Regions from separate parts of the Homo sapiens genome. Here all the other regions are linked to region 3. The links are chromatin loops, found by intact Hi-C in ENCODE. Cell type or tissue: MCF 10A. All regions are shown on one strand.

What was found. A loop is a pair of places that touch in the nucleus more often than their neighbours do. Peaks named below come from ENCODE experiments on the same cell type or tissue, not always from the same donor. Only the 100,000 strongest peaks of a DNase experiment are listed, where the experiment ranks them.
Region 1: a loop joins it to region 3, with 6 times the contacts of the local background. A loop is called at or near these places in 9 of 110 quality-filtered maps.
Region 2: it touches region 3 in a loop (8-fold over the local background); 4 of 110 quality-filtered maps call a loop at or near these places.
Region 4: a loop joins it to region 3, with 2.4 times the contacts of the local background. A loop is called at or near these places in 17 of 110 quality-filtered maps.

What each region holds. Positions count from the first base shown.
Region 1 is chr4:54,320,561-54,325,560 of GRCh38, reverse strand. No RefSeq gene overlaps it. Among named protein-coding and RNA genes, the nearest start is that of LINC02283, 9.8 kb to the left of the region's middle. RefSeq lists enhancers at 1-161, 162-819. In MCF 10A, a CTCF peak has its summit at 2,555 (motif pointing left); a DNase peak (open chromatin) is centred at 2,540.
Region 2 is chr4:55,319,687-55,324,686 of GRCh38, reverse strand. No RefSeq gene overlaps it. Among named protein-coding and RNA genes, the nearest start is that of SRD5A3, 24 kb to the left of the region's middle. In MCF 10A, a CTCF peak has its summit at 2,791 (motif pointing right); a DNase peak (open chromatin) is centred at 2,806.
Region 3 is chr4:54,681,440-54,686,439 of GRCh38, reverse strand. The region is part of intron 1 of KIT (KIT proto-oncogene, receptor tyrosine kinase); the gene reads right to left. Among named protein-coding and RNA genes, the nearest start is that of KIT, 26 kb to the right of the region's middle. In MCF 10A, no CTCF peak of the experiment used is centred here; a DNase peak (open chromatin) is centred at 2,619.
Region 4 is chr4:54,842,838-54,847,837 of GRCh38, reverse strand. It overlaps LINC02358 (long intergenic non-protein coding RNA 2358), which reads right to left and starts at 2,351. Exons shown (of 2, transcript XR_001741510.1): 1 at 2,226-2,351. In MCF 10A, no CTCF peak of the experiment used is centred here; no DNase peak of the experiment used is centred here.

The sequences.
Region 1 (5,000 bases), 360 kb after region 3:
GGCCAGCCGCCCCGTCCGGGAGGGAGGTGGAGGGGTCAGGCCCCCGCCCGGCCAGCCGCCCCGTCCGGGAGGGAGGTGGGGGGGTCAGCCCCCCGCCCAGCCAGCCGCCCTGTCCGGGAGGGAGGTGGGGGGGTCAGCCCCCCGCCCGGCCAGCCGCCCCATCCGGGAGGTGAGGGGCGCCTATGCCCAGCCGCCCCTACTGGGAAGTGAGGAGCCCCTCTGCCCGGCCAGCCGCCCCGTCCGGGAGGTGTACCCAACAGCTCATTGAGAACGGGCCAGGATGACAATCGCGGCTTTGTGGAATAGAAAGGGGGGAAAGGTGAGGAAAAGATTGAGAAATCGGATGGTTGCCGTGTCTGTGTAGAAAGAGGTAGACATGGGAGACTTTTCATTTTGTTCTATACTAAGAAAAATTCTTCTGCCTTGGGATCCTGTTGATCTGTGACCTTGCCCCCAGCCCTGTGCTCTCTGAAACATGTGCTGTGTCCACTCAGGGTTAAATGGATTAAGGGCGGTGCAAGATGTGCTTTGTTAAACAGATGTTTGAAGGCAGCATGCTCGTTAAGAGTCGTCGCCACTCCCTAATCTCAAGTACCCAGGGACACAAACACTGCGGAAGGCCGCAGGGTCCTCTGCCTAGGAAAACCAGAGACCTTTGTTCACTTGTTTATCTGCTGACCTTCCCTCCACTATTGTCCTATGACCCTGCCAAATCCCCCTCTGTGAGAAACACCCAAGAATGATCAATAAAAAATAAATAATAAAAAAAAAGAGGCTGTGTTTCTATCTGGTGGACCAACTAGAGAAAGGTTCACTTTCAAGTATGTTCCAGCTGTTAGCAGAATTCCGGAATTCCTTTCCTGGCAGTTGTGGGACTGATGTCTTGCTAGCTTTTGTACAAGGATGGCTCTCGAATGCTAGAGGATGCCCTCAGCTCCTTGCCATGTGGCCTCTCCTTCTGGCTGTTTCACACTTCCAATCTCTCTGACTTATCTGTCCCTGACCTCTGAACACGTATTTAAAGGGCTCATGTGAGTGGGTCTGTACCACCTGGGTAATCTCCCTCTTTTAAGATCAACTGATTTGGGATTTTAATCACATCTGCAAAAGCCCTTCACCACACACAGCACCTAGGTGAGTGTTTGAATACTGGGAGAAGGTGTGTGCACCAAGGGCCTGGAATCCTGGTGGTCATCTTCAAGTTCTGCCCAGGACAAGCCGTCACTGGTACCCAGTTGATGTGTGAGGAAGGCTGGAGACATGTTGCTAGTGCTCGTGTTCCGAGTCATTCTGGGGAGGCCGCAAGCCTTTGGGAAAAGCCCTTGTCTGCCACAGCAGCTTGTAATGGGACAAGAGCAGTGATAGGCATTGTTGTGGAGATGGATGATCAAATGAGTCAAAGGCAGCACTTCCAGCTGCTCAAGTCCTCCCCATGGCGAGCAGATGACTGGGAAGTGCACAGGCAGAGGGAGTGGCCCTGGTGGGCATGAGGGCTGCTGGCCTGGCCAGAGAGCAGAGTTAAGGGGATGGAGTCAGTGGAGACTGAGATAAAGAGCAAAAGCCGCAGACTCTAGCAGTGGGCCCCAGCATGGGAGCCCACCAAGTCTGCAAAGCCAGTCCTGCCACCCTCAAGAGAGGCAGAAAGGGTTCAGAGTTTTGCACAGAGACCCAAAGGTCTGGGCTCTTCTTTCCTGCTGAGAGTCTGGGAGCCACGGCCTTCCACAATTATACCCAGAGCCTTTTTGGAGAATAAATAAAGATGGGGAGGGGATCAGAGAGCCTGAGGAGACTTGAGTTGAGTTTTGGTTTTCCTCGGACTGATGGAGGTTCCAGGGCCCAGGACTCCGGGGTATCAAAACTGGAAAAGTCCTGACAAACAGGAAGGTTGGCACCCTAGCTTTAAAAGGCTATTTCGATTATTAAGTTGACCTAAGATTTAAACTAAATTATGCCAGGCTGAATCTCTCTCACACACACACACGCACCCCCACCTCAGGAAGGTCATGACCATCTACAGTAATGATCAGCTGCGCTGCATTTTTTTTGCTTGCCTGAGTTGTAGGTCTTGTACATTTGCAATACCTCATCACCAGTTTCATATTCTCTTGCTTCATCCTCACAGCAGCACTGTAATAAAGACAGAAAGGGGAATGACAGACGAGGCCAAAAGATGGCCTGAAAAGCCCACGACCAGTGACTGCATTGCAGGGCCCATGTTGGAACCAGATTGTTCAATTCCCAGTTTTCAGCATATGATGAATCTTCAGATCTAAGAATTTTGCCACCTACGCTTATCTTTTCCAGGGCTCTGCTTAATTTCATTAATAAATTAAATCCTGAATATTCATCACATGTCGATTACTATTCATCGAGTGTTCATTGGCTTCATGGCCATATTCAAGACATCAGGTGGGCATGGTCTCAGCTGAACCACAGCCTTCGGCAGTGGGCCCTCCTCACCTGCCTTCCTGGCCCAGATAACAATAGGAAAGTCAGAGCAAAGAGCAGGTCGGCCAGAGCACTATCTTTGTGTGATGCTTCCCCCTTGTGGCCAACTTGCCACTTTGGACAGGAGGTAAAGAATTCTCCAAAAGGTCTTCCTGTTCAGGGATTACCACTTAGGCAGGTAAGATGCCTGGGCTGAGGCCTGAGCCTGGGTGGGCTCTCCCATGCCCCAGGCTCAGAGATTTCACGTGAAGAATCCGGCTTCTTCATCCACTCTCTACTCCTTCGTGGACAAGGCAGGTGGAGGACAGATTGGCCCACAAGAAATCTGGGTGTTTGAAGATTAGGGACCCCAGAATAGTCTCTGACCTCCAAATTCCAGCCAGGAAACTCATCATTGTTTACCACCTGATGCTCTAAGACACATCAGTGCTTGACTGTCAACATATGTTCAGTGCATCTTGAGGGTGTTAATAGGCTGAAAGCAATGGCCAATTGTCCAGGATGACTGGGGAAGAGAAGAGTTGGTGGTTAACCATCCCATAATCTTCATCAAAGCTGCCCTCAGGCCTTCCTTGGTGTTTCTATTCTTTCCTTATGTATGTATAAATACAATTTATAAATTTCATATATATATTTCAGTATATATATATGTATATATATACATATATATATATACTGGAACATATAAATATGTACTTCAGTATATATATACTGGAACACATAAATATATATATAATATATATACTGAATAGAAATATATTTTTACATTCTAAAACTATATTGACCCAATTTGGCAGCCTAAGCGATGATGAAGCGGAGCAGATTTAGCTTGGCACATGGAGTCCTGTTCTACACAGGCTCCAAGACGAGCAGAGCCAGCCTATGATGGAGAGAGTGTCTGAGAGTAGAAAAATAATCAGAAAAATGGTGGCGGGCAAGGTAGAAGAATTAGTGGCAGAACGTTCCTGGATTATTTTTCTGAAGTCAGAAGCTCCAAGGAGGCAGCACTAATGGCAATTAATTGGTTAAAAGAATATTTCAACTAAACTTGTCTCACACTGGGTTTATGTAACTTGGTCTAGTGTAAGGTTCAGGGTGAAAATGGAGATAAGAATTAGAGTCAAGATGGCAGAAAATCTTCCCATTCTTGTTCTTGATAGAAAATCCATCTTCCGTTCTCCTCGCACCTCCTATGTCTTGTTTACATCGTTCATAATGCCTTCTCTTTCTGCTTGCAGGCCTGATTTTAACTCTAACAAATAAACTATTTGGGCAATTATTTCACTAAGTCTTTTTCCACTACCAAACCAGAAATGGGGACAGAAATGACAACAAATGTCTTTGAGTGAATGAGTGAATGAATGAAGGGCTGGATCACTGAATGAATAGGTGTTCAGTGCTGTGTTGGGTACAAGGGGTCCAGAGAGGAACAGAGAGAGGAGGCCTGGCCTCAAGGATCTGACAGTGGAGCAAGTAATTAGAAGGCTGAGGAATGCTTCAAAGCACAAGGGCAGTGAGCTATGAGAGTCTCCAGCAACCTGGCATGGTTTGGGGGTATATGAATTTAATGCCTCAAAAAATGCTTTGTTTAATGCACTAAACAAAGAGGTGGGAATCTGAGGAAAATGAGTGCCAGGCAGACAGAACTGTGTATGCCAAGGCCCGAGGCAGGGAAGGGATTAGCTCATTAGCAAGAGGGAAAGAAAATCACTGTGGCTGGGCCAGAGCGAAGGGGAGAAGGGCATGGAGTGAGGGGGCAGGGGCCAGATCACACAGGGCCTTCAGTCCTTACTGGGCTGGGCTTTTCTCTAAGGGTAGTAAGAAGCCATTGATGAGTAGTAAGCCATGCAGTGACATAATCAGGTTTGTTTTTTTTTTTAAAAAAATGAATTTCTCTGGCTGCTGTGTGGAGAATGGATTGGCCAGAGGGAAGAATAAAGAAGGCAAGGCCCGTCAAGAGGCTGCAGCGGCAGTCCAGGTGAGAGGTGATGCAGGCTTGATCTTGGTGGCAGTCCTGGAAATGAGGAGGATGGGGAGGATCCGGGAGTAATTCAGGAAGAACTTGTAAAGTGTATGAGTCAGAAGAAGGAGTCAGGGATAACACCCAGGTGTGCGGTTTGGGCAGCTGATGCACAGGTACTAAGAGGAGCAGTTCCTGGCTCATTTGGGAGCATCTTGAATTTAGTGTCCTGTGAGGAGCCATATGGTCAGTAATTGCTATGCAAGTCTGGAGCCTGAGAGAGGGCAGTGCTGGAAATAGAGAGAGTGTGAATGGTAAATGAACGGGGCGGGTCCAGGTAAGAGGAGCCTGAGGGAGTCCACCGACAGGCCAGTGGCTAGGCTGCCATGACTGTCTAGGGCAACGCAGCAACTCTGTGTGGTAACTCTTCCTGCATTTTGTTTTCTAGTCTGCATTTTCATGGGCATCAGATAATTAAATTCTCATATGTGGTAGAGGCTATGGTTGCTTACCCCATACCTATTCTCTCCTCTGCCTTGACAACAGACTCCTCTATTGTCAAAGGTCTCAATGTGCCCAGCTAGAAAACTAT
Region 2 (5,000 bases), 640 kb before region 3:
ATCTCCAAAAGCAATCTCTGATCATTCTCCTCCTCCCCTCACCCAAATCTACTCATGTCTATTTTCCTGGGAACTGGTATCTCTATTCTTCAAATTGCTCAAAAAGCTTGACATTTCCTCTTGTCTTCTTATATACCACATCCAAACCATCTTCAAATCCTGCTAGTTTGACCTTCAAAATACATCTAGGATTTGATACCATCTCATTATCTTCACTACTACCATCCTGGTCCAAGTCATCATCTTCTCCTGCCTGGATTATTATAACAATCTTCTAACTCACCTCCCTCTTCTGCTGAGGCCCCTAAGATTTATTTCCAACACAGCAGTTAAGTGATTCCCTCCAAAGATGTTATTGATAGATCATGGACGTCTCTGCTAAACCCTCTAGTTAGTGGCTTTCTCTCTTACTTTAGAGGAAAATCCAAAGTCCTTACAGTGGCTGCAAGGGCCTGGCTGATCTGGGCCCTGCTACCTCTCTGGCTGTGTCCACTCCAGTCCTCCCTCTACGTTTTTCCTCAACCTGCTAGGTATGCTCTTGCCTTGGGGCCTCTGTCCTTCTGTTCTATTAGCAGCTCACCCCCATATATCTGCATGGCCTCCTCCCTTGCTTCTTTCAAGTCCCTACTCAAAATTCCCCTTAAGGAAGACCAATCCGAGTAAAACAGCTCCTCTGCCTCCTTGGCATTTCCCCCTTAGTGTTCTCCATGTCACTTACTACATACTGATATGCTGTGCATTTCATCATTTATGCACAGACTCCAGGAGGGAAAGACTATTTTATTCCCTGCTGTATTTCTAGTGACTGTGTCAGTGCCTGGCATATAAGTTCTCAATATATATTATTCAATGAATGAATTATTCAATATACATTCAAGACAGTGATAGAGGAAATGCTGTAAGGTATTGCCAAATTAATGATATATAAATTAATATTTGGGTTTGCTATTTATTATTATTATTACCATTATTACCATTTCAATAATTATATGTGACAGTAATCTGTTCATTATTATGTATAACAAGTAGGATTGATGTCCCATTATTTTATTTAGGTTAATGACAAAACATGACATGAGTAATGGATAAAACATGAGGAAATGGGACAATTGAAAGGAAGAGAGTGGGAGTTAAACTTTCCTTCCTATATGACTTACATCATAAAAAAATCATTTCATTAAGGTTCTTCCTATTCTACTTAGTATATTCAATTTCTATAACACAAAACTTCATTTCCTAAGTTAAATCTACATTTTCCATTTGGTATTCAAAAAAATGCTCTCTTGTGAGAGGAACATTTGATTCATATGCACAGCACACTGGGAATTGATTAGGCTTGATTAATCTGTCTTATAACAATCTTTACAAAGATGAGTGAAAATATTTTAACCACTTTTGCTCCTTGGAGTTACCTGCCAATATTATTTTAATTGGAACCTCACCTTTCTATGCAATGGATTTTATTTTCACAACCAAAGCTAACATCTATTTGAATTTTCTCTTAACAATGTGCTTAGTTACAAAGAGATTTTGGCATAAAATCACTACTAATTTTAGCTGTGGTTCCTACTTAAGTGTTTTCCTTAGTTTCTTTACATTGTTACTAGACAATGTAAAGAAGGGGATGTTTCCTGAGGTATAGACCCAATAAACAGAAACGAATGTTTTCATTCAACAAATAGTTATTCAAAATCTTGTATGTGCTAAATATATTGTGGGGAGCTGGACATTGGAAGAATGAATAAGACTTTCCCACAAGGAACTCAGTTACAAAACTATAATTCCTTCTTACTTAGCATAAAGGAATCAGTCTTCTTTAAATTGATTTTACTGACTCAGTGATTGGAATGTGCATTATTGATTCTGCACTCTGGCCTTTTTTCATGGCCGAAGTATGTTATTTGTAGTAATAGCTTAGACAGCAGAGGTTTTCTAAGTGTAGTCACTGACTTACACAAACACTGAATACCCTACAATTCTGTTACAAGGATCCCTAAGTACATCACATTTTCTTGTATATTTACAATAATGTGTTTTGTTTGCCAATGAAGCAGTAGTCTTACTTTATTTTTACTCTAAGCAATAGATGGGTCCTTAGGAGGATGTATTATAAAGTGGATATTTAGTAGTTTCAAGATCACCGGGGTTTTAGGGTCACCAGGTAGATAACCAAGAATGAGCCATGCCGCCAACACGGGTCTTAGTTTGCGCATTTGTAAAACAAGGGGATTGGATTACATCAGCAAGTTTCAAACTTAATATACATACTAGTTACCTGGGGATTTTGCTGAAATGCAAAACTGATTCAGAAGGCTGGGGATAAGGCCAGGGATTCTGCATTTCTAACAAGCTCCCAGGTAATAAATAACCATGCTGCTGGTCCCTGGCCCACATTCTGAGCAGTAAGGGTGAGATTAGTATTGTCCAATAGAAAGATAACGGAGCTACAGATTTAATTTTAAATTTCTAGCCGCCACATTAAAAAGATAAAAATAACTAGGTAAAATTAATAATAATTATAATAATAAATATTGTACTTAACATTATATAATCAAAAATAATTTTTCTGTCATCAAGATAAAAATTAGGAATGAGATGTTTTACATTCTTTTTTCCATCTTCAAAATCTGGTGTGTATTTTACACTCACGGTACATCTCAATTTGGACTATCCAAATTTCAAGTGCTCAGTCGCCACCTATGTGCTACTATTTATAGCCACACAGGGCCCTAATGACCATCTCTGCTACTCCTTTTAGTGCTAATCTTCTCCTAAGATTCAGGTCTATCTTACGTTTCAAATAGACTTCTGCCTCGAGGTGGCGCTAATGTTCTTTGTTTTGTCCCTGAAAACATGTTTTTGGATAGGGGAGAATTCTGCCATTCTTATATTATTTATTTATTTACTCATTTATTCCTTTCTTCCTTCATTTATTTAATAATTTTTGAGTCTAGAATCTACTGACGGTAAGTATATTATATTCTCTGTAAGCTTGTCTAATAACTAATGTCTAATAAAGTTATTATTAATTATGCCAAAGTAAATCATGGAAGGAATACTTAACGTCATTGTTATCCATTCTTGATAGGGAGCTGTATGAGATTGATTTCTGATTATATAATATTTTTAGATATAGGATGGTGACCAGGTATTTAATAGAGCCACAGTGGAAACAGTAAAATTGCTGACTAGTGTAGGTCAGATTTAAATACATTTGTGACATGATTGTTTATGAGAAGGAGGAAAACATTTCTCCATCTTCAATTTTATCTAACGCAGGATGACTGGTGCTTTGTATTGGTGGCTTGTGCGTTGAGTTTTCTGAAAGGGAAATGATGAATATAAAAAGTAACCTCAACATCAACTGTAATTTCGCCAATACACCAGGGATACTATACCTGAGAGATTACTTTTTTCTGGAAAAATGATTTTAATACTCACACTTAGTTTTAAGAAGGTATGCCCACTGTGCATTTTTCAAAAGCCTGATATTTCTTTTGCCTGAGTGTGCCTCTAATGATAACTAAAATATGTTAGGTTTTGTGAACAAGTGGGTTACATGAGTTAACTCACCTCCACAGTAAACCAGTGAGGTAGATACTTTTCTCATTCCCACATTTCGAATGAGAAAATGGGTGCTCTAGGTATTAAATAACTTGTCCTGGGCACATAACCATTAAGAGGTAGAATGTGAATTCATATTCAGTCTGTTTGATCCCAAGGTTTGTTCTCTTAACTACTACACTGCATTGAGGAAGCTCTCTTCCTCTATCTTAAGCTAAATTTAACAATCAGTCAACAAAACAGTCACCAAAACCACAATCTACAATATCCAAGTCTACATATCCATGATGGGGCGAGGGTTGTCTTTTATAATGATAACCCATAACATGCTTTAAACAAGGCCAGAGAGCCAAAAGCTCAGGTACCTTTTGTCATAGTTCTCATTTAACTAATGACTCCCTAAGCCAAGTCACCTAAACTCATTTTGTTTCGAGACGGAGTCTTGCTCTGTTACCCAGGCTGGAGTGCAGTGGCCCGATCTTGTCACACTGCAACCTCCGCCTCGCTGGTTCAAGGGATTCTCCTGCCTCAACCTCCTGAGTAGCTAGGATTACAGATGCATGCCACCACACCCAGCTAATTTTTTGTATTTTTGGTAGAGATGGGGTTTCACTCTGTTAGCCAGGATGGTCTTGATCTCCTGACTAAACTCATTTTCTAAGTGTATAAAACAGAATGAATAAGAAATCTCTTTCATGAATGTATAGATCGAATTCATCACCTGATTTCATGACAACTCACTTTACAAATATAAATTCCTCCCAGTAATCATTGTAAAAGCAAACTCACTATATTTTATCACACATAGATTTCCCAGCAGTTTTTTCATGTGCTCCCTTTTTGATGAATCCAAACAAAATGGTGTGTGTGTAAGTGTGTGTATGTGTGTGTGTGTATGAGATAGAGGTGAATTCACATCCTTTCTTTTCCACCTACTGGCTCTGTCATCTTGGGCAGCTTACTGATTCTCTCTTGGAATACCAGTTTCCTTAACTGAAAATCATGGTTGAGATATATTTTTTTTCCTGAGGATGTTTCATGAGAATGAAATGAGATGATATATGTGAAGTCTGTAGCACATAGTTAATCTTCAATAAATGTTAATTTTACAGAGCAATAATAATACAGAAATATCAGTAAGCTACTTGTATGCCTGCTTACTTGAGCTTTTAGAGGAATTTTATATCTAGTGACAAATGAAGGTGAAAAGTGAGACTATTCCCCAGGCAAAGAAAGTCTACTGCCTCCAACGCCCCCAAATTCTCAATTCCTTGATGAATTTAGGCCAAGTGAATCTAAATTATGCAGCAAACTACTTCAGTTCTTTGCTTTGGCAGTGAAAGCCACTTTTCTTAGTAATATCGTGGAAAGGGGCTTGTAAAGACATTGTGGTATTTGGTTCCCGATCTTATCCAAGTCACCTGGATGAAAATTTT
Region 3 (5,000 bases):
TTGGACAATGCAAATTTCTGTTTAGCTTTTAAAAATTAAAGATATGTTCTATCTGCATGCCAGGTCTCAGTACTGTATTATGTACATGATATTTAGTGATTTTACAGAATTTGGACAGTTTAAGGTTTCAAGCAATAGCACTATACCATTTAAAAATGATTAGCCATTTAAAATTCACAAAATAACAGACTTCATTACAGCATATTTAGTTTTTTTTTTTAAGTAGCTCCTTAAGTATATTTCAAGGTTGGTCTAAAGATGATGAACTAATTGACACAGGGGAATCACAGAACAGAGAAATAAAGCTAAAGCTAGAGTGTCAGTAATTAATGGCAAACAAGGCTGGATCAGTAACAAAGCAAGCACTTGTGTAACGTGTCCTTATTGATGAAATGGGAATTGAGCTCCTATCATTTGGCCTGGGAATACAAAGAAGGGGCTCACAGCCCAGTGGGGAAGACAGACTCACATAATTACCATACAATGAAGCAAGTACAGGCTAAAACAGGGCAGAGTATTATGTAGAACTGAGCTGGGAAACTAAGGCAGTGGGCAAGTGGAGAAGGCTCAGAAAAAGATTCCTAGGGCTCAAAACAAGTGATGTGTGCAGCCAGGCTGAGGGGTAGAAGAGGAGAAAGGTCTATCACTTGGGTCAGGGGAGAAGGGAGAGACATTCAAGACCAAATATCACAGAACTAGTGGAGTCAGTGCCTAGGAGTCACAAAATCATTCAGAATTGCTGCCGGTGTGAGGCTAGAGAGGGACAGAGGGCAGAACCCCCGGAGGCCTCCTCCGTCATGGTAAGGGGGTGAGCTGCAGATGTATGTTTTAGGAGGACTCCTCTGGGAGCAGTGAAGGACAGTGCAAGGGGAACAGAATTGGAGAAAGGTCAGCCAGGAGACAACCAGTCAGCGACCCAGAAAAGAGCTGATGAGGGCATCAACCAGAGGTGGTGGGATGAAGGGGAGGGGTGGCTTTATGCCAGGTGAGCCTGGGACCTTGGGTGGGCTGGCCCTGGACAGTGAAGAAGCAAGGAGAAAAATATCCCTGGTTTTGTCTTACATGATGGGGAGATGGGGTGCCAATAGATTGGAGGGGTAAAACAGATTTTGAGGCATTTGGCCCAGCAGGCAGCAGCAAAAAGGTTCTGGAAACTGGAGGCAGGAGGTGGGGTATATCCACAGATATACTCTGGAGTCTTACTGGCACACAGAGGGTGGTAGTGGTGTCCATGAAATCCCCCAGGGAGGGAGTGGAGACTACAAAGAACAGAGGGGCCAGGGAGAAATGACAAGGCCCAGGGTGGCTGAAGTAGGATAGAGATGACAATGACTCCACTGCTAAAGGAGAACCAGGAAATTCCAGATCAGACAGTGCACAGGGCCTTCTATAGAAGGTTGGTGCAAAAGTAATTGTGGTTTTTGCCATTACTTTGAATGGCAAAATAGATGGACACTAGAACCTCAGGACAAGGTAGTAGGTTGGGGAGCAGAGAAGGATGGGGAACCCACCCTCAAGTCTCCAGGGCACAGGACTGGCCACTGACAGCAGTGAGGAGAAACAATCATAGAACTCATACACTCATTAGCAATCCCAGCTGCATGTCGGAACCACCAGAGCTTTGCCCACAGTAGTCAAACCAGGATCTCTAGATGCAGGGCCTGGCAACTGGTACAGCAGAAGCAGGCCCGGCCATTGGTATGGCAGAAGTGGGACATGGAAGAAGGGAGCTTTGTCGTGCTGCCGGGGGAGCAGCAACTGTGGGGACTGGCTGGTGTCAGGGAGGAGTTTGGGGGAGGAGGTGGAGGGAGGACCCTCGGAGTCAGTGAGTGTGGGGGACAGTGCCTGATGGCAGCATGAAGACACAGGGTGCTTCCAGAAGGCTCAGAATGAAGAGTTGGGGAGATGAACATCCACAGAGGAAGATGGCAATAAAGAAAGAAGGAACTGAGGGGAGGGATAGCCAGAGGGATGACTAGAAGGGCTCCTAAGTTGACCTGCCCAGGAGCTGATGCATGTGTCCATAAGGTGCAGAAGCCCATTTTGGGCTCAAGCCCCCCTTTTTTTGGACCTACTCTTTTCAGGAGACTCTCAGTGGTACAAAGGAGCCCATGGTACATGTGGGTCCCACATTTCCAAGGACATGTGAGACGAAGTGTTTCCCAGGTTCGCCAAGGCTAGAGAGGGATGTCACACTGCACACAAAGGCACATCCTTTGCAGCGGAGGCAGTCAGGCTGCACCACCCCACCCCACCCCACCCCACCCACACACCTCTGTGTGGGCGTTCAACCTGGGTGGATTCACCTGTGGTTTGGGCCCTTCCTGCCTCTGCTACTGAGTAGTTTCCTCCTCAGGGCCAAGTCAGCCCTTCAGTTTTCTGCCTTAAACCACACGGACATAGTGCCAAGGTATCATTTGTGCCGATCCCACCTTTCCTGTAGCATTTTCATGTTCTGCTTTTCTGTCTTTTATTTTTGTGATCTCTGGGCAAATCAGACAGACTTCATTCTCTGCAATGAAGCATTTCCCCACTCAGATTCCTCAACATTGCCCAGCTGGGAGATTCATTTTAGTGCAACCCTCACCTTGACTCATTCCTTCCACCAGTTCCCAATTCACAAGCGTGCCACCTGGTGGCAAAAGAAGATGCCCTTGGGCTGCTTCTGCTTTTTGAACAGCACTCCCAAGATAGAGAACATGTTAAATGTTCTGTGTGCTTCTAAGGAAACTTACTAAGAGGACCCAGCAGCAACGACTCAAGCTTCCAGTGAGTGTGTTTTAGAGACAGGACATCTGTCAAAGCTTTTCTCAGGCTGGAGAAGACAAGCAAAATTATTAAATGTTTGGTGTCTGTTAAATATTTAATATTTGTATATATTAGATGAAATGTATAAATGCATACTTTTGCAGGTAGTTACACTTGGGTTTTGGGGGTTTTGTCTTCCCCACCCCCCCACCTTTTGGTGGAGAACGAGGTCTCACTATGTTGCCCAGGCAGATCTCGAACTCCTGGGCTCACGCTATTCTCCTGCCTCTGCCTTCCTAAGTGCTGGAATTACAGGTGTGAGCCACCGCGCCCGGCCATAACTGCATACTTTTGCTCTTAAGCAATTAGTGAAGGATGTGAAGGGGAAAATATATACTGGTAGAGACATAGCAGTTCTGGATTCTAAATCATTAGGCAAGTTACTTAGGTTCTCTAGGCCTTGTTTTTCTCATTTGACAAAGTAAAGAGTCTAAAGCCACTAACAATTCTAAGATCTGTAATTAAATGCTTAGAAGAAATAAATGCTGAGGTGATGGGATAACCCCAATTATCCTGATTTAATCATCCTACATTGTATGTTTGGAATTAAACACATAGGCCCCATCGGAAGGTTAAGACAGGCCGGGCACAGTAGCTCACACCTGTAATCCCAGCACTGTGGGAAGCTGAGGCGGGAGGATCACTTGAGACCAGGAGTTTGAGACCAGCATGGTCAATATGGTGAAACCCCGTCTCTACTAAAAATACAAAATTTAGCCAGGTGTGGTGTAGCATGCCTGTAATCCCAGCTACTCAGGAGGCTGAGGCACAAGAATCGTTTGAACCAGGGAGGCAGAGGTTGCAGTGAGCCGAGATTGCGTCACTGCACTCCAGCTCGGGTGACGGGGCGAGACTCTGTCTTCTAAAAAAAAAAAAAAAAACGGTCAAGACAAAGAAATATCGGCCGGGCGCAGTGGCTCACATCTGTAATCCCAGCACTTTGGGAGGCCGAGGCAGATGGATCACTTGAGGTTAGGAGTTCAAGACCAGTCTTGGCCAATATGCTGAAACCCTGTCTCTACTAAAAATACCAAAAAAATTAGCCGGATATGGTGACATGTGCCTGTAATCTCAGCTTAGGAGGCTGAGGGAGGAGGATCACTTGAACCTGGGAGGTGGAGGTTACAGTGAGCCAAGACTGTGCCACTTCACTCTAGCCTGGGAAATAGAGCAAGACTCCACCTCAAAAAAAAAAGAAAAAAAAGACAAAGAAATCTCTTACATTAATAAAAATTCAGTGCTTGGGCCAGGCACGGTGGCCCATGCCTTTAATCCCAGAAATTTGGGAGGTCAAGGCGGGAGGATTGCTTACCCAGGAGCTCAAGACCAGCTTGTGCAATGTGGCTAAACATCATCTCTGCAAAAAATACAAAAATTAGTCAGGCATGGTGGCATGTGCCTGTACTCCCAGCTCCTTGGGAGGCTAAGGTGGGAGGATCGCTTGAGCCCAGGAAGTTGAGGCTGCAGTGAGCTGTGATCGTGCCACTACACTCCAGCCTGGGAGACAAAGAGAGATCCAGTCTCAAAAAAAAAAAAAAAAAGAAAATTCAGTTCTTGTACATAGAAAGCACTCAAATGTTTGTGGCAAGAATGAATAGCAGTGATTCTCTTATAATATAAATATATAACTAAACATCTACTTTGTTTTTGTTTGTTTTTGAGATGGAGTCTCGCTTTCCCAGGCTGGAATGAAGTGGCACGATCTCGGCTCACTGCAACCTCCGCCACCATGCCCAGCTAATTTTTGTATTTTTAGTAGAGTCAGGTTTTCGCCACGTTGGCCAGGCTGATCTCGAACTCCTGGCCTCAGGTGATCCACCCGACTTGGCCTCTCAAAGTGCTAGGATTACAGGTGTGAGCCACCATGCCAGGCCTACTTTGTTTTTATACTACTCTTTGGACACAGAATTAGAATAAGGACCTAAACATGAAATTTGACTTACGGCTCTGACATCTTATAATTAACTATGAAGATGCAAGTATCATTCGACACTCAAAGACGGACCTTTCTCAGCTAATTATGTGGTCAGACTTCTCCTAGATACACACACCTTACCAGCAGCAAAGACCTTCATAGGACTACTTAATATATTCTCTTCTCACTCACTCATCCTAACAAAAATACAACCTAATGCTTGAGGAAAGACCTCCCCTTTTGATCTCAGAGACAGACTAAGAGGAAACCTTTCTCT
Region 4 (5,000 bases), 160 kb before region 3:
CCAGGGTTGGTTGGGAAATTTTAATAAAGGTGGACTCCATGAAAAACTCTGGGTGTTGAGGATGGAAGAAGCAATCTGATGGTATGGCTTGGTGAAGGATGCCTGGTTTAGAGATAAAACATGTGTGTGGCTTTAAAACTTCACAGGTTTACTTATAAAGCGGTTAATTATTTTATTCAAGATGACAAAGAAGCAGTTGGTAAACCAGAGCAGGAAAGTATTCATCTCTTTATCTTGAACTTGACCCCAGTGGGTGACCTCATTTCTAGGGAGTTTCTTTTCATTGAGAAGTGTGCTTGAAGCTTACGTTAGTGACAATTGGCAAAGTCTTCCTCATTTTAAAATTATAACCCATTAAGGCAAGCTTCTGTTTACTCTCCCATGTAGCAAGGCTCTCAAGTTTCTAATTTCTAATGATAGACTGAATTATTCATAAAATACATCTATCTTTCTTACTCCAATTATTAATCTCTTGATGCCATTGGGGGTCTTGAGGCTCTGCTGTAAAAGCTTAATGCATTTTGCATCACTGTGTCACACTCACTGGCAATGTTTCTGGCCTGGCTTAAAGGGGTTAAAAAATAGGACTTGAAGTGGTGCCAGACAATTAGGTAATTACAAAACACTTTTGTACATTAAAGTAATCTTGTAAGCATTATGCCTGAATCGTGGCTGCCAACTTAGTGCTTTCTTGATTGTACACTAGGGTTTTCAAAGTCATCATCAAATTCTAAGATTTTTTAAAAAGATCACTACCTATTTTAAGAGAGTACTGTGATTTTTTTTTTCTCAGTAACTTCTTACTCATATGAAAATGCTTCCAAATTAATAATGATCATAGTAGCCAACATTCATTGAGCACTCACTATATACTTGGTTCTGTGCTAAGGACTTCGGAAGTGCTATCTTATTTAGTCCCTTCAACCACCCTATGAAACAGGTAATGATAAACAGCTAAGGATCAGGGAGTGCATTCCAGCTGCAGACACTCATTTAATATAATTACAATCTTCTGAAGTATATACTTTAAATTTCACTGAAAGTAAGAAGCCATCAATTGTAAGGCCACTGTTATGGCCAGAATTGTGTTCCCTTAAAATTCATATGTGAAGTCCCAATTCCTAGTTTAAAACAAGACGATATTTGGAGATAGGGTCTTTAAAGGGGTCATGAAGTGAAAATGAGGACGGGGGGGTGGGCCTTAGTCCAATATGACAAGTGTCCTTATAAGAAGAGGAGATTAGGGCAGGGTGCAGTGGCTTATGCCTGTAATACCAACAATTTGGGAGACTGAGGCTGGTGGATGACTTGAGCCCAGGAGTTTGAGACCAGCCTGGACAACATGGCAAAACCCTGTTTCTACAAAATATACAAAAATTGACTGGGCGTGGTGGCACCTGTCTGTAGTCTTAGCTATTCGGGAGGATGAGGTGAGAGGATCCTTTCCAGCCTGGGTGACAGACTGAGAACCTATCCCAAAAAAAAAAAAAAAAAAAAAAGACGATTAGGACACAGACACACAAAAAGGGAAGACAACGTGAGGACACAGAAAGAAAATGGCCATCTACAAACTATGACCTCAGAAGAAACCCTACCAATACCTTCATTTCAGATTTCCAGCCTCTACAACTGAGAGAAAATACATCTGTGGTGTTTAAGCCACCCAATCTGTGATACTTTCTTACGGCATCCCTGGCAAACTAATAAAGACACCACTATTTTATGTATCATGAAGTAAGAATAAACATAGTAAATTAAATAAGAACCATGGCTATGACTTTTTACTTTAGCTTTTGTGCATACACAAAAAGGAAATCATAAGCGAAATACATGAGTGAAGGCATTCCTAAAACTTCTTCACCTAGGGTATAACTTTTCTAAAATGCTTTGTTAAAATCTGTGATTTTTCACACAGTTATCTTCTTTACCATCAACAGTGTTGGTGATGCAGCAGTTTTTCAAACAAGGCACCACTGTTGTCTCTGGAATGTTCTTCAGTCCACAGATATTAATCCTGAAAGTTTTGATGCTGACATTGTTTTGACCCTGCTGCTCTGTTTCATTGCTTTTTGTATACAAGATAAATATTATGTCGATGCAGATTCATGTGGTAAAAATTTTGCACTCAATAATGAGTTACATAAAAAATTTAAAAAGAGGAATTTGAAGTGGGGGCATGTCTTGAAATAAAAGGAAGAACCCCCCACCCAATATAAATAGTCTACCTCACAACTTTTCCACCATCTGTCTTGACATCCATCCATCTTCTGGTTGGCATAGAAATCTGACATTCTTTCCCATTAGGGGACAAAGTTATATTCTATGTGTTACCGAGGTAACTGGGGGCACTTGGGGCTGAACCAATCTGAGTTATCCTGATGGTATCCAAAGACGACATCATAAAGAGAGGGTTCTGGGGGACATTTGACCCTGGTCTCATATGCGCCAAGAACCTCAAATTTAAAATTGGGATTTTTTTTTACTTAAAAAAAAAATCTGACTACCCTCAAATATACAAATGATTCTAGTCTTCCCTGATTTCTAAAAGGTCCTGATACCAAACATGAACCTGCATTTTCATCCATCTTTGCAACCAGTATTGATAGAGTGGCTACTGTGACTTGCACTAAGCTGGGTGGGCATGCTTTAGGCACCCAGGGAAGCAAGGCATGGTCTCTCACCTCAAGGAGCCCACCCACTTCCAGGAGAAACAGGTCTGTCCACTTGAAACTGCCCTGGTGTGATGCATGGCTTGCTGGAGGCATGGAGAAGTGGGAAAATTCTAAGGTGATTCGAGTTGGGACCTACTCAGAGAATGGTTCATATAAGGAAGAATAAGTACCCCGATATGGGTGGATAATTTCTCACAAGAGACATGACTTGAGCAAAGATACACAAACATAAAAAGTAGGTAAGTGCAAACATAAGACTCGGATATGAGGTGTAGCTAGTGGAGAAGCAGGGATGAAATGGGAAAGGGAGGTGGAGAACCTGTAGACCAGTGGTCCTCGACACTAGCTCCCATTAGACTCGCTAAGGGCACTCCTAAAAACTACAGATGCCTGCACCCTGGCACAGATCAGTTAACTCTGAATCTCTGGAGGTAGATTCTAATGAGCAGCCAGGGTTAGGGATCACTGCTGTTTCCTTAGAAAATTATGTCAATATTTCTAAGGGGCATGCACTGCTATAGTAGCATCACAATTTTGGGAAGAGTTGTCCTGAACAATTAATTTGAAAAAGCCCCCCTTGCCCAAGATGATTTTAATTTGACTAAGTTTATGTGATGGAGGACATCTAGTCAGTCGTCTGGAGTTTTACAACACCTGGATATGAAGTGATGGACTGGTCATGTCTAGGGGACCAGATGAAAATTTCACCTTCCCTCTAAATCATCTGGCACTATTTGGGGGTGGAGGCACTGACCTGTCTTGTGAAGAGCAGGGTTATGGTTCGGCCGTGACCTTGGCAGTCGCCATCACAACTTTGGTTTTGCTTCAGTCAGTTGCCACCTCTTGGGACTGTAAATATTGACACTCCCCTTTAGAGAAATCAATATCTGCATATTAGCCTCCAATTTCATATATCGATGTGCAGATCTGAGGGCCTCGGGTGAATATGAGATGACTTCAGCATTTGCTGCCTCTGAGCTGAAAAGCCAGCGGATTTGCATTTCCCCCAGTGATTCTTGGCTGCATGACTTGTATCACTATTATCTCTTCACAGTGTGTTTGTATGCAAAACTTTTGGCAGAACCATTTTAGAAGCAAGCAGACAATAAATGAAGGCTCTGCTTTCTCAGAGTTCAAAATTAACTTTCTCAAATTCTATAGAATAAGTTTTCTGAAATAACTTCTAAATTAAAAAAAAATTAACCCTTTGGTCAAAAATGTGCTTTGAATGGAGCTCTTGTTGATCTTTTCTTACATCAAGGAATCAGAGTATTTTGGGTGAGCTTTTCCATCCCCAGTCTCAATTCAGGTACCAAGTCAATCAGATTAAAAGGGAATGCTCAAATATTATCATCATCCAAATACACTTGCCACAAACAATCAGTAGGGCTAGTTTATCTTCCTACAGAACGGACTGATGTTTTAACTAGAACTGTGTGTACGTAGATCCAAAAACAACCATGCTGTTCAGTCAACTCTGCAAGGCTCTGTGTAGATGAGATCCCTAGGACTGATGGAAGGGAGTGACCTGGTTGGTTTAGTCAAAGGGACACAGATTTTGACACAGATCTGCCCTCTGTTTCAAAAAATTGATTGAGGCACTCTAAAAAAACAAAAACCCTTAGGAAAACCACCTTACTCCAGCATACTCACCTATGAGACTGCTTAGAAAAAGTAGGAAGAGTCAAAGGGTGCATCTAAAAATAACTGACAAGCCCCACAGCCTTCATTCTAGAAGTCCTGTGATTGTGATTCCCTTAGGCAAAGTTGGCACGGGTGTGGTGGGGGCAGGCGGGAGAAAGCACTTCACTAACATCACTCCTTGGTTTGAAATCCTGCAAGAAGATCAGCACTGTCGCAGCAGGAAGGCTGAGCCTGGCAGCTGCAATAGGCAGGCCTCCGACAGGACACAGAGCTGAGGTGCAAAGACGGCTGATGGCAGTTTGCTGGAGTGGCAACTTGGCTCTGACTTTCTCCCAGGGGTGCTCCGATCTGACAGTCAGAATTTGCCTACTCCTTCAACTAAGTTCCCCTTGTCTTCCAGCTCCCCTCATGTACACCTAAGTTAGGATTTTTTATTTTCAAAATTTTAAAAATAAAAGGAACTGTTCATGTTTTCCTACATTATAGGCATTATTCAGTCCTCATTATAGAAACTTTGGATAAAATAAAACCAAAGGGGAAAAAAAGTGCCTAGAGTTACCAGACAAAGGCAACCCTTGTTTATCTTTTGGCCTGTTTGCTTTCAGGCCAAATATAAACAATGCATATATTCTAAATGTAAAAGGACAAAATTAAACAAAGTTTGCACCCAAGCTAATCCCATGA